Linked DNA regions of Homo sapiens: regions 2, 3 and 4 are each linked to region 1. Evidence: chromatin contacts called from ENCODE Hi-C data. All regions are on one chromosome and are shown on one strand. The core of a region is the stretch at or near the end of the contact, and the rest is flanking DNA. Distances in the headings are between cores, read along the strand shown. Region 1 holds the start of ASPM (assembly factor for spindle microtubules). Region 2 holds the start of CDC73 (cell division cycle 73). Region 3 holds the start of DDX59-AS1 (DDX59 antisense RNA 1). Region 4 holds the start of ZNF281 (zinc finger protein 281).

The links. A loop is a pair of places that touch in the nucleus more often than their neighbours do. Pooled maps may share reads with other maps.
Region 2: a map of CD8-positive, alpha-beta T cell shows a loop between it and region 1 (9-fold over the local background). The contact joins the promoter of CDC73 here to the promoter of ASPM in region 1. A Hi-C loop is called at or near these places in 2 of 168 maps with a recorded cell type or tissue (CD8-positive, alpha-beta T cell and naive thymus-derived CD4-positive, alpha-beta T cell) and 7 of 50 pooled maps.
Region 3: a loop to region 1 is called in a pooled map, with 16 times the contacts of the local background. The contact joins the promoter of DDX59-AS1 here to the promoter of ASPM in region 1. A Hi-C loop is called at or near these places in 5 of 50 pooled maps.
Region 4: a loop to region 1 is called in a map of CD4-positive, alpha-beta T cell, with 4 times the contacts of the local background. The contact joins the promoter of ZNF281 here to the promoter of ASPM in region 1. A Hi-C loop is called at or near these places in 3 of 168 maps with a recorded cell type or tissue (CD4-positive, alpha-beta T cell, CD4-positive, alpha-beta memory T cell and naive thymus-derived CD4-positive, alpha-beta T cell) and 7 of 50 pooled maps.

What each region holds. Positions count from the first base shown.
Region 1 is chr1:197,145,107-197,148,268 of GRCh38, reverse strand. ASPM (assembly factor for spindle microtubules) reads left to right here and starts at 1,600. Exons shown (of 28, transcript NM_018136.5): 1 at 1,600-2,128. The coding sequence starts at 1,832. RefSeq lists a silencer at 1,916-2,095.
Region 2 is chr1:193,120,597-193,123,758 of GRCh38, reverse strand. CDC73 (cell division cycle 73) reads right to left here and starts at 1,728. Exons shown (of 17, transcript NM_024529.5): 1 at 1,428-1,728. The coding sequence starts at 1,558. RefSeq lists enhancers at 1,291-1,340, 940-1,584, 1,611-1,680, 1,585-2,231 and a silencer at 1,841-1,920.
Region 3 is chr1:200,668,257-200,671,418 of GRCh38, reverse strand. DDX59-AS1 (DDX59 antisense RNA 1) reads right to left here and starts at 1,912. Exons shown (of 3, transcript NR_110787.1): 1 at 1,797-1,912. DDX59 (DEAD-box helicase 59) reads left to right here and starts at 1,512. Exons shown (of 8, transcript NM_001031725.6): 1 at 1,512-1,652. RefSeq lists a silencer at 1,359-2,098.
Region 4 is chr1:200,408,312-200,411,473 of GRCh38, reverse strand. It overlaps ZNF281 (zinc finger protein 281), which reads left to right and starts at 1,438. Exons shown (of 2, transcript NM_001281293.2): 1 at 1,438-1,528; 2 at 1,751-3,162. The coding sequence starts at 1,769. RefSeq lists enhancers at 1-184, 860-909, 456-1,033, 1,034-1,611, 1,612-2,189 and a silencer at 1,250-1,429.

The sequences.
Region 1 (3,162 bases), core at 351-2,850:
GCCCCCACCCCCCACCCCAGGTTCAAGCGATTCTTCTGTCTCAGCCTCCGGGGTAGGTGGGATTACAGGCATGCTCCACCACGCCTGGCTAATTTTTTTATTTTTAGTGGAGACGGCATTTCGCCATGTTGGCCAGGCTGGTCTCAAACCCCTGACCTCAAGAATCCGCCTGCCTCAGCCTCCCAAAGTGCTGGGTTACAGGCTTGAGCCACCGTGCCCAGTGGAAAAATTTCGTTTAAATATTGTTAAGGTCCAACTTCAGGTGAAATTGGACACCATTGAATATAATTTCATGTCTCATCTTCCTTATTTTGATTTCCCATTGACTTCTCTTTTTACATGTTTTGTGTAACCATACATACATCCAGACATTATTTTTATTTTTTAAGTTTTCTACTGCCTTTAGAGGCAATATAGTGTAGTGGGTAAGAGCAAGACTAGGGCCAAACTGCTGGGATTACAGGCATGTGTACCTATCTGGGTTATGCCACTTCCTACTTAGCTGTATGACCTGTATTCCTCATCTGTAAGATACAAATAATGGTACCTACGCCCTAAGAGATACCTCGTAGGTTTAAGGCAAAGGTTGAGATAAATAGGTAAAGGATTTTTAAAAAATCCCTAGCCTAGGGTCGGGCGCCGCTCAGGCCTGTAATCCCAGCACTTTGGGAGGCCGAGGCGGAGGCAGGCGGATCACTTGAGGCCAGGAGTTCCAGACCAGCCTGGCCAACATGGCGAACTCCCCTCTCTACCAAAAATACAAAAATTAGCCAGTCGTGGTGAGGCGCGCCTCTAATTCCAGCTACTTGGGAGGCTGAGGCAGGAGAATCGCTTGAACCCGGGAGGCGGAGGTTGCAGTGAACCAAGATCACGTCACTGCACTCCAGCCTGGGAGACAGAGCGAGACTCCATCTCAAAATAAATAAATAATTTAAAAAATCCCTAATATGTAAGCTATAATTATTATTAGATCCCTACAATTGAAATAAAAACTAATAAGATATTTGTGAAGGGCATTGCCAGTCAAAACAATCATTTATGAATTACTGGTAATCTCAGGTTTCATTTGTTTACCTGGTTTTGCTCCCAGCGTCCCGAGGTAATTAACAGCATGTAAATGTACTGAGTCCCTGCTATGTTGTCACTAAAATAAGCATGTTCATACAAACTAATTATCTTTACATCTCTACCATTCAGCCCTGGAAACCGCGACAGTAAAGTTAATATAATTCTGGGCGGGGTATGCATATGAGAGGAGTGGCATAAACCAATTTTTGCCTACGTAACAGTTTTATCTATGATTGTTCCTGGAAACCGCAATGATTACTACATGTATTGTGGAAATGCTGTGACTCCCTTCCCTTCAGCACAACCAAAAATATAAAGACGAATTTCAATTCTAAGCCCCGGGTTTTAGACGGTGGCCAGGATTCCGCTACCGTTCTCACCTCCTCCGCAGATAGCGATTGGCGGCCGGATGCAATCATTCAAATGAAGCGCCGCCGTCTCATTGGCCAGGGGATGCTGCTCACCGATTGGTCCCGTGACGAGGAGGGCGGTGCCCGGAGGTCCTCATTGGTGGAGGCGGCAAGTTTAAACAGAGTCAAAACGCCATACTTGTTTGGCTCCTCTTTTTAATTTGCGAGTTTATTGGGCTTGTTTTCTGTTTTCTAGGGAGTAGGTTAGTGGAAAAGAAAAAGGGCCGAATTCACTCCCACGACCTCTACAGCCGCCCCTGAGGGGAAGCGGTCAGCGTAAGTCCCGGATCCCCGCTCCGGAGCCGCCTCGTGGGAGCGGGGCAAGGAGATCCAGGAGGGGTCTCGAATCTGCCATGGCGAACCGGCGAGTGGGGCGAGGCTGCTGGGAAGTGAGCCCGACCGAGCGGAGGCCGCCCGCGGGGCTGCGGGGCCCCGCGGCCGAGGAGGAGGCGTCTTCCCCGCCGGTCCTGTCTCTCAGCCACTTCTGCAGGTCTCCTTTCCTTTGCTTCGGGGACGTTCTCCTGGGAGCCTCACGGACGCTGTCTCTGGCCCTAGACAACCCTAACGAGGAGGTGGCAGAAGTGAAGATCTCCCACTTCCCGGCCGCGGACCTGGGCTTCAGTGTGTCGCAGCGCTGTTTCGTGTTGCAGGTAGGTCTCAGGAGGAGCGTGCTCCAGGCCGGTGTTCTGCTTCTCCGCTATCTTTCCTGCCACCCTCCTCAGGAAGGTTGACGATTGGAGAAGAAATCAGAAAAGACCCTTAGAGAATAAAGTCAGTTCCCTTTCACTCAATAACTGTGGGTGGCTCTTGGAAAAGAAATCAGAAAAGACCCTTAGAGAGTGAAGTCAGTTCCTTTTCAATAACTGTGGGTGGGCCCTTGACGCATACACATGTGTGTGAGTATATATATATGTGTCAATATTATATATATATATATATATATATTCTCTAATTGAAGGCTAGGATAGACGCTAACTTGGGCGGGGACAACACATAAACGCGCGCGCACTTAGCATCTTTAGGAGCAAGTTATATAGACTTCTCTGTTAAATTGACAAGCACTTTTACTAGACTTAAGGCGTTGTGAAATAGCCTTGCCGTTCTAAATTAATAGACAATGCACTTTTTTAACACTTTTTTAAGATTGACAGGAGTACCTTGGTTGGTTAAAGCAGCTTTTTTTAAAATTTCTATCAGCCATCTTAATATGCATTTTAGTTTCCATATGTACCCTTAGAGTCGAGGTAACTGGTTTTTTTTTCCGGTGAAATAGTGAGCTTTGTTCTGGCTAAATGCCTACAATAAAAACCAAAAAAACCTATTCAGAGTTGTTTTCAATATATACGTGTAGTATGTATGCACACTTTAGTATTTTAGTCCTTTTTTTCTTTGCTGTTAAGTGTAATTTTAATGCTGCATCAAATTTAATTTTATAAATGTTGTTTCAAGAACTCCTGTAGCTTTCTTTTACTGCATTGCATTTGCAAGAGTAATGCTCCAATCCCCTTCACCAAAGACTGGAGAATTTATGTTTTTATTTTGACTGCTGTGACCTTTCCATTGAGTAGAATCACCAAAAGTATGAAAACCGTTAGCCGAGGAGGTCTGAACTAGTAGGCTAATAACCACTTCATTAGGCAGAAAAAAGAGATTCTAATCTGAGGTCCCTTAACTTGTGTGTCAC
Region 2 (3,162 bases), core at 479-2,978, 4.0 Mb after region 1:
AACCAGAGTCTTAGGAATTTTTTTAATCCTCAGATTGAACCACTTCACACCCTAGGTACTCCTTAGCCATTGTCTAAAAAAAAAAAAATTCACTAAAAATCCAACCACATGTAATTCTACCTATGCAAATTATTCGAAAGGGTAAAATACCAGAAACTCAGAATGTCATTTGATCAACATTTTATAAAGCTAATTAAATCATAAGACAAAAAAATTTTAAAACCAACCAATAGGCAGGGCGCCGTGGCTCACGCCTGTAATCCAAGCACTTTGGGAAGTGGAGGCGGGCAGATTATTTGAGGTCAGGAGTTCGAGACCAGCCTGACCAACACGGTGAAACCACATCTCTACTAAACTACATAAATTAGCCGGCCATGGTGGCGGGGGCCTGCAACCTCAGCTACTCAGGAGGCTGAGGCAAGAGAATCACTTGAACCCAGGAGGCAAAGATTGCAGTGAGCCAAGATCGCGCCACTGCACTCCAGCCTGGGCGACAGAGCAAGACTCCCTCTCAAAAATAAATAAATAAATACCAACCAACAAACTAAATTTCCCTAGTTTTTCATCGACTCTTCATAAAGCTTCCATTCAAAGAAACAAAATGAGTAGGGAAGTTGTAGCTCAAGGTTCTAATTCTAGAAGCGATGCACCAATGACAGTGACATCATTAAAAAGGCCCCTAATGACTGTTAGAGCCGTCTCTAGAAGTTTTCCTGAATGACTTAAACTGATAAAACTTCACATGGACCAACATTCCCAAACATTTCCCTTTAAAATACACTTCCGAAAAATCACACGCACCATCTATTTCTTAGATCTGTAAAGCTCACTCATTTCACCAACTCCTGAAGACCTCTCTAACACAGACTTTTATGACTCTTCCAAATTCACCAAATTTCTTTCCGGTCCTAACTTCAGGGTTGATTCCCTTTTCTCTTCTACAGGAATCACCCCCACCCCAACAATGAAAGGAGATGAAATAAACCAGGAGTTGCAAAGACCAGCGGAGATAGTTACATAGCAGCCTGGAAAAGAGAAAAAAAAAATAAAGAACAAAAAGAGGCGTCTACGGCACCAGACGGTGTGCTCCTTTGTGCACCTATGTTCAGGTATCCCTTGCGCACCAGTCCCACACTTCGCTGGTACACATACCTACTGATAAAAATTAACTGTAAAAGTCAGAAACTCCCACGGTACCTTTCCTTTGGGCTTCTCAAAAATTTTAAGTGATGAACTGCTCTAGAGCTCCGCCCCTTCTTTCCTTACCCTAAAAGTGCAACTTCTGCTCTAGAGAGAAACTTTCTTTTCCCCGAACACCCGTTTTATCCCATCCCCAGGGGAAACGGGGGGAGGGGTTAAGAAAGAGGTCGCCTGGGGGCGCCCAACTCTGCCCTGCCACCCCTGGGCCACAGCCATGCCGGACTTACCCCCAAACAACATAGTTGGTCTTCACATTCTTGGGCCAGGAGAACTCCCCGAAGATCACTTCGTCTCCCTTCACCACAATCTCCTTCTTCTGGATGTTGTACTGTCGCAGGACGCTAAGCACGTCCGCCATCTTCCCCCCCCTCGCCTCCGCCGGCTCGGGGCGCCGCCGCTGCCGCCGCGCCTGCCTCCTTCTTCTCTTGTCGCCTCGCCCTCTTCCTCCTCCTCCTTCGCCGCCGCGACGAACCAACAGCAGCAGCACTAACAGCCGTCCTCGCCTACGACAGCAGCAGGGGCAGTAGCCACCCAGGCCGCCGAGGACCCCGCGCTGTAAGGCAAGGCCCCGCCGCCGGCTGCCCGCGGAGAACGCCTGACTGCGCCCCTCCAGCGAGGCACATCCGCCGCCAGGGGGAGCCGCGACCGCCTGGAAAAGTGCCCCTCCCAGACTTCAGCTGGGCACGGAGCCCACTCACTCGCTGAAACGCTGAGCGCTGGGGCACCGCGCCCACGTACGGCGCACGTACGGGGAACTTTGCCGGGCGCGCGCGCGCGGAGCACGTACCCAGTACCCCGCGGCGCGCACCAAGCGGCGTCAGGTGCGCGCGTACCTGAGCAGTGGGTCAGCACTTCCATCCCCAGCACGTGCACTGAGTATTTAACGAACTGTCTCGGGTGCGACCAGAGGCTCCCCCGGGTCCCTGCTTTGGCCGGGATGGAATTCGGCAAGGATTTGCGGAACACTAGAATTACCTTCCTATTTAGATCGGACCCAGGCCTAGCCAAAGACCTCTAGGACTTAGTGATCCGGAGAAGCCCTTTTGAAAGAGTGGGGCTCTTGGGGTTGGGGTTGGGGTTTTTTGTTTGCTTTTGATGTGGAAAAGAACGAGTTTTGGTTTTTTGTTGGTTTTGAGTGGAAAAGACCGAGTCCAGAAAAAAAAAAAAACAGTTCTGGGCACTGCTCGTCAAGTTACATAGCTTCTCACAGCATCAATTGGTTAATGAAGAAAATGGGGTTAATACGAAGATAAGGTAAACGCGCCTAGCAAGTCAATAAAATATCCTAAATGTTGGATCCTCCCTCTTCATTCTTTGGATGATGACTTTTTCCATCGCGGTCCCTTCTCCCCGCCAATCCCGAAGGGCTATATTCAAAAGGCTGTGTTCCAAGATGTAAATGGGAAAGTTGCCCTAACAGAAACCCCAAACGGTCCAATTTAGAACACTTCCAGACTACCCAATTTTTTAAATGGTACTCAGAAGTCTCAGTGGTGTCCTTGACATGCGTTTTGAGACGGTTAAGATAAGTTCAATATACTATGGCCAACCAAACACATCCTATGGGATTGTTTTTTTTCTTTTACCATGTCAGAAGGAAAAAAGAGGCAACTTTGTGTTTGACATAACCAAATTCCTTGACCTGTTTTGAAAAAAGTCAATCTTTTCACAACGCAGAGGACTACAGATACAGAAGTGTGTGGTTCATTTCCGATATGATCTGTAGCCATTCTGCAACTGTTAGTTTGTGAAATTTTTTTCTGTTCCACCAATGTTTTCACCCCGTAGTATTCTCCTGAATCTCACCCCAAGCACACACATTATAAAGAAATGGCTACAATTACCTATCCCCACATTCTCTATTCATACCTGTGTCAGAGCACTCAGTACCATATTACTTCCCTTTATAGTTTATTTGCCTGCATCCACAAAACTGAAACACCATAGATCTGTGTCCTCATA
Region 3 (3,162 bases), core at 663-3,162, 3.5 Mb before region 1:
TGCCGCAGTGCTAATCCTAGGTTCAAATTAGAGTCCAGCGCATGCACAGAAGGTGAACAAGAATGCTCCTACTAGCCTTATTAGTAATTACTAGGGGCAGATTCAGGTTTTATGGGGTATGAGCTTATATAATTGGAAAAGAGGAGGCTTTTAAAGAAAAAGATTCAGAATGATGAATACAAATTAGGTTCAAAAGTGACTAATTTTTATAATGGCAAAAGAAATTACAACAATTAGAAATGTCACAAAACCCAGGAAAAGAGTTCTGTTATAGGTATGTGACCTACGAACTTGGGAAGTCTGATACATTTAGTCTGTGTGGTTCCCATCAATAAAGAAAATACTTAAAGTGCATTTATAATCCTATCCGCTACAGTATTGAATACATTCCTGACAGGAGAAAACTTCCTTTTGACTAGGCAGTAAGAAATAAATGTTCTGTTACTACACGTAACAACTTGGATGAACCAAAAAAACAAATGTTGAGTGATAAAAAGCGAATTCCAGGCTATATGTATTTTTATAAAGCTCAAAAAGAAGAAAAATACACCAATACACAGGAATGCATCCAAATATGATAAAACCACTAAAAATGGCAAAGAGGGACAAAACTGAAGATAGTGGTGGTGAGCTAAGAGGCCAGGAGTAGAATCCTGGAGATGCATAGATACATGCTAAATACTGATAACGTGGTGGAGTGATAGTTTCATTAGCATACTTTAAATTTTACATATTTGGTAAATATGCTCTTTTGAATGCATCGACTATTACACTGAAAATATTTTTAAATACTTAAGGCACCTGAATATAAGCTGGCTTCCCTCCTTCCTCTCCCGTGCTGTCTCCTCTCCCCCATCACTTCTCAACTACAAGCTGCTTGGGACACGTGGCTCCAGAGGTTGGCAAAACAGGGAAATGTCAGCCCACAAGGAACAAGAACCGTGACTTGTGTTATTTTCTTGTTGGTGTTGGGGTGGGGGGAGGGGTGCGGTGGTGCAGGAAATATTATCCAGCTTATCATATATGCCACATCAAGCTGACTCCGTTTAAATTTTGAGTGGCTCTACTAGCTAAAGCCAGAAAAGGGTTTTTGGGCCCAACGGGCAGAAGTGCCCCTCCCTTTTACACTCACACTTCCCACTTTCTAAGGGTGCCAGGCCCCCGCGCCGCCCTCCTGCTTCTTTCCGGACGGTCCAACTCTTTTCCACCAGTCCCAGCCCATTCGATTACGTAAATTCTTCCAAGAGGATTCCCAAACGTGCCCCTCCGTCCAGAACTCGCCCAGCCCGGACCAGTTCCGAGATTTACCACCAGCCCAGAGCTGGGCGGGGGCGTGGAAAACGCGAGGAGCCTTCCCGCCCCTCTCCTTCTCCCTCCCTCCCTCCCAAGCCACTGCCGGCTCCCAGCCGAGCTCCGCCCCCGCGGTGGCCCCGCCTCCCCGCCGCCCGGAAAGCGGGCTGCGGCCCCCTCCCAAAACCCGGGGAAGTGGATTCTACTCTACGCTCCGCTCCGCTCCGCTCCGCACCACCAACCCCGGGCCGCAGTCCTGACGAGCGGGTCAGGGCTTGTCGGGCGGAAGCCTGGCCTGGAGCCTGGAAGGGGGAGACGGCCCGAGCGGGAGCGGGAGCGGACGCGGCCTCAGTCCTGCGCGGGTGAGCGTGCCCCGGAAGCTTGGGCCCCTGGCCGCCCTGGTGCCCCTTCTCCGGGACCTGGGGCGCTAGGCCGCGGCGGCAGAACTGGTGCCCCTGCGCGGCCTTCCTCCCATCCTTACAGTTCCCCGTGTCCCAGGCCTCTACCCGGAACCGGAGCCCCGCCCGTCTCCTAGCAGCTCCGTGACGTGAAGCGCCTCGGGGTGCGGTGCCGCCGGGCGTGGGTGGGAGGCAACGCCCGAGGGGAGGGCCCGCCAGTGCACGGGGGTGCGGGGCGCGTTGGCGAGAATTGGAGGCCGCGCCGCCGCCAGCCGTCCGCCGTCCCGCCCAGCAGGAGCACGTTCCCTTTCGCCATTGGAAGACTGAGTTCCAAGCTTTTTCCTGCTCACCTAGAGCCGTCCCTGCCCCGCCCGCCACCCCCTGTACATTTTCGGAGATTTAGGATAGTAATTCTAGACCCTCGGTTGCATTTCTGTTGGAATTTTTCTGGAAGTTGGAATCTGGCAGTTTAAACAAAGAATTTTTTTAAGAAAAATATTTATTAGTATATTTGATAGTCCCCAGATTAGGTTAAAAGCCTTATTCCCAATAACTGTAATTTTGCAAAGACATGTTTTTGGTGTAAAAAGGTATAGATATGGGTTGATGAAAAGAATCAAACTCTGAAAAATATTTGAAGAGATTTATTTTGAGCCAGATTCAAGTGACCATGGCCAGTGACAGTCCTCAGGAGGTCCTGAGAACATGTGCCCAAGGAAATTGGGGTACAGCTTGGTTTTATCTATTTTAGGAAGGCGTGAGACATCAAATACATTTAAGAAATACATTGGTTTAGTTTAGAAAGGCGGGGCAACTCAATCGGTAAATGTAAACGTTATCTGGTTGAGGTTATCTAAAGACCTGGGATCCATAAAAAGGAATGTTCAGGCTAGAGATAAAGGATTGTGGAGACCAAGTTTTATTGTGCAGAGGAAGCTCTTAGATAGACTTTAGAGAGAGCAGGTTGTAAATTGTTTTATATTGGACTTAAAAGGGTGCCTGGCTCTTAGTTGATTATCTCCTGGATCTGGGAAGGAAGGAGGGAAAACAAGGGGAGATGGGAATTCTCACCAAATGCAGATTTTTCCTGCAAGAGACTTTGCAGGGGAGTTTTAAGGTACGACAAGGAAATATATTTTGGGGTAAAACATTTTTATTTTCTTCCTTGTTAGGCCAGAGTCAGATTGGAAAGTAAGTCACGATATACAGGGTTAAATAAAACCCATCTGATGAGAATTTATGGTTTGTAGGGCATGACTCTCCAGACCCCTTAGAAAGGAATTTGGGTAAGATAAAAAATTAGAGCTTAGTCCTCGTATGGTTGAGAGCTTGTGCTCTGGATCCACAGTGCCAGGGTTGTAACACTTAAGAATTGTGTGAGCTTGGACAAACCACTTAATTTCTTTTCTTTTTTTTTTTTTTTGAGACGGAGTCTTGCTCTGTTGCCCAGGCTGGAGTGCAGTGGCGCGATCTG
Region 4 (3,162 bases), core at 189-2,688, 3.3 Mb before region 1:
ACAACTATACTTGACAGTATTAAAGTGTCAGTTTAAGTGGTGGAATACTTACATGTTGTTTCATGGGATTAGAAAAAAAGCAATTTCTTCTTATCTCAAAATTCTCATTAAATATTGTCTGTAAAATTTTTAGGGCAGGCTGAGAGAGGTCCATAAGTATTAGTAAATAATCCCTATGGTTTCGATTGTGAAATTTCCCAGAGAATTTATTATTTAATTATGAGAAGTTATTTAGCTAGAAACATTGTGATGTACATGTAACTTCATTAAGAAAACATACTATGTAAATAAGCTGTTGTCATAGTTCTAGTTCTTTTATTTAAAATTTCTCATTTATAAATATCCTTTGCTAGGAAAGTGTCTGGTTTAGATTTCTGCATGCTTAACATGAAATCGAGTGCCTTGTGTACATTAGACACTGAATAAATATTTGTTGTTTGATTTTGTTGATATAACTTTGATTTTAAGATTTTACTTCATAATTTTCCCTTACAAGAAAAATTTCTAAATTTGCAATGAGTTTCTCGGTATTCTGTACTGGCGAGGAAAGAGTTGATCCTAGCAGAGCTCTTAGAATGGCCTGGTGGTTAATTTTTCATAAACAATATAAAGGGCCAGGCATTCATAACGTGGCAAACAGACTGATTAGCCAGGCTAAGGTACGGGGGCATTTAAATAAGATGTAATGATAATGAAGTATGTGTGTGGGCGTGTTTTACAGGACTGCTGCACCTGGATTACGCTCGGTTTCCTCTTCCAGTAGCCTTCAGGAAGGTTGGCAGTAAGACAAGTTTTTTTCTTTTTCTTTTTTTTTTTTTTGTTGCAACGGTACCACTAATTGCGGTTTCAAAGCAGGCTCCTCCCATAAATGCAAAGGATATGCGCCCATTATTAGTGCTTCCAAATTCAAAGGGATAACATAAGCACCTGTTTTAATAAATGTTGAGCATTTGGAGTTGAATGCTTCTTGATAGAATCAAAAGTGCCCTCAATGATCCACTTCTAGGTTTGAATTTTATTTCAAGACCTGGATTGCAAAACCTAGAGTGAAGAAAGCCCTAACATTGAATCCTCAGTTTCCCTCACCTTCTCTTCCAGCCCCTTTCTCTGCATCTCCCACGCCACGCTGTAGTACAGTCCCCCGTAACTTCCCGCCCCTTGGGTTCCACCTCCTGAGCGTCTTTCCCCCAGAAACCCTCAACCACTTTCATCTCCTTCAGTGCAGCCCACCAATCACGCCTGTTCGCCTCGAAAGCCCCTTTTTAGCAGGGCTCCAAATCCCCGCCTCCCCTGCCCTTGCTCCCCCGCCTCCGCCCAACGGCCCCAGTGATTGACAGGCAGGCCGGGCGGAAGCTGCGGCGCAGGCGCCCTGGCTCCTTAGCCCTCCCCTCTGGCCGGGTCGAGGAGTTCCCAGCAGACACTGCGCCGCGGCTGCGCAGTACACGGGAGGCTTTTAATTCCATTGTGGAGAGGACGGCGTTATTTTTATTAACTGGAGGCGACGGCGGCTGCGGCGGCGGCGGGACCCGTAAGTATTGCCGGTGGGTCCAGGAGGGAGAGGGCGAGGCCTGGGGAAGAGTCGCAGGACCATGCGTGCCGGTGCCGGAGGCGACTGGGCTGGGAATTAGTGCTGGGCGCGTTGCGGTCTGGGCGGCGGCGCGGCGGGGTCCTTAGCGCTGCGGTGGTCCCGGCCCGGGGCCCGGTTCCACCTCCTTTCCTCCCTCTTCCCTCTTCCTCCTCCTTTCTTCAGCCAGGCCTCCTCCGGGGTATGAAAATCGGCAGTGGGTTCCTGAGTGGCGGCGGAGGTACCGGCAGTAGCGGTGGTAGCGGCTCCGGCGGCGGTGGTAGTGGCGGCGGCGGCGGCGGCGGCAGCAGCGGCAGGAGGGCAGAGATGGAACCCACCTTTCCCCAGGGTATGGTTATGTTCAACCACCGTCTTCCCCCGGTCACCAGCTTCACCCGGCCGGCGGGGTCGGCCGCCCCTCCCCCGCAATGCGTGTTATCCTCCTCTACCTCCGCAGCCCCGGCCGCTGAGCCCCCCCCTCCGCCAGCCCCGGACATGACTTTCAAGAAGGAGCCGGCGGCGTCAGCCGCGGCCTTCCCCTCGCAGAGGACCTCCTGGGGGTTCTTGCAGTCTTTGGTTAGCATCAAACAGGAGAAACCCGCGGATCCTGAGGAGCAGCAGTCCCACCACCACCATCACCACCACCACTATGGGGGGCTGTTCGCTGGAGCTGAAGAGAGGTCTCCAGGCCTAGGAGGCGGTGAAGGGGGGAGTCACGGCGTCATCCAGGACCTCAGTATTCTCCACCAGCATGTCCAGCAGCAACCAGCCCAGCACCACCGTGACGTATTACTCAGCAGCAGTAGCAGGACTGATGACCACCATGGCACTGAGGAGCCAAAGCAGGACACTAATGTCAAAAAGGCAAAAAGGCCAAAGCCAGAATCTCAGGGAATCAAAGCCAAGAGGAAGCCAAGTGCATCTTCCAAACCTTCTTTGGTTGGAGATGGAGAAGGTGCCATCCTCTCCCCAAGTCAGAAACCTCATATCTGTGATCACTGTAGTGCTGCTTTCCGAAGCTCCTATCACCTGCGGAGACATGTCCTCATTCATACAGGAGAAAGACCTTTCCAGTGCAGCCAGTGTAGTATGGGTTTCATTCAGAAATACCTACTACAGAGACATGAGAAAATTCATAGTAGAGAGAAGCCATTTGGATGTGATCAGTGCAGCATGAAGTTTATTCAGAAGTACCATATGGAGAGACACAAGAGGACACATAGTGGAGAAAAGCCATATAAGTGTGACACTTGCCAACAGTATTTTTCAAGGACTGATAGATTGTTGAAGCACAGGCGCACATGTGGTGAAGTCATAGTTAAAGGAGCCACTAGTGCAGAACCTGGGTCATCAAACCATACCAATATGGGTAATCTGGCTGTGTTGTCTCAGGGAAATACAAGTTCTTCAAGGAGAAAAACAAAGTCAAAAAGCATAGCTATTGAAAATAAGGAACAGAAGACCGGTAAAACAAATGAATCGCAAATTTCAAATAATATAAACATGCAGAGTTACTCAGTAGAAATGCCTACCGTGTCTTCCAGTGGAGGCATAATTGGCACTGGAATAGATGAACTGCAGAAGAGGGTGCCAAAATT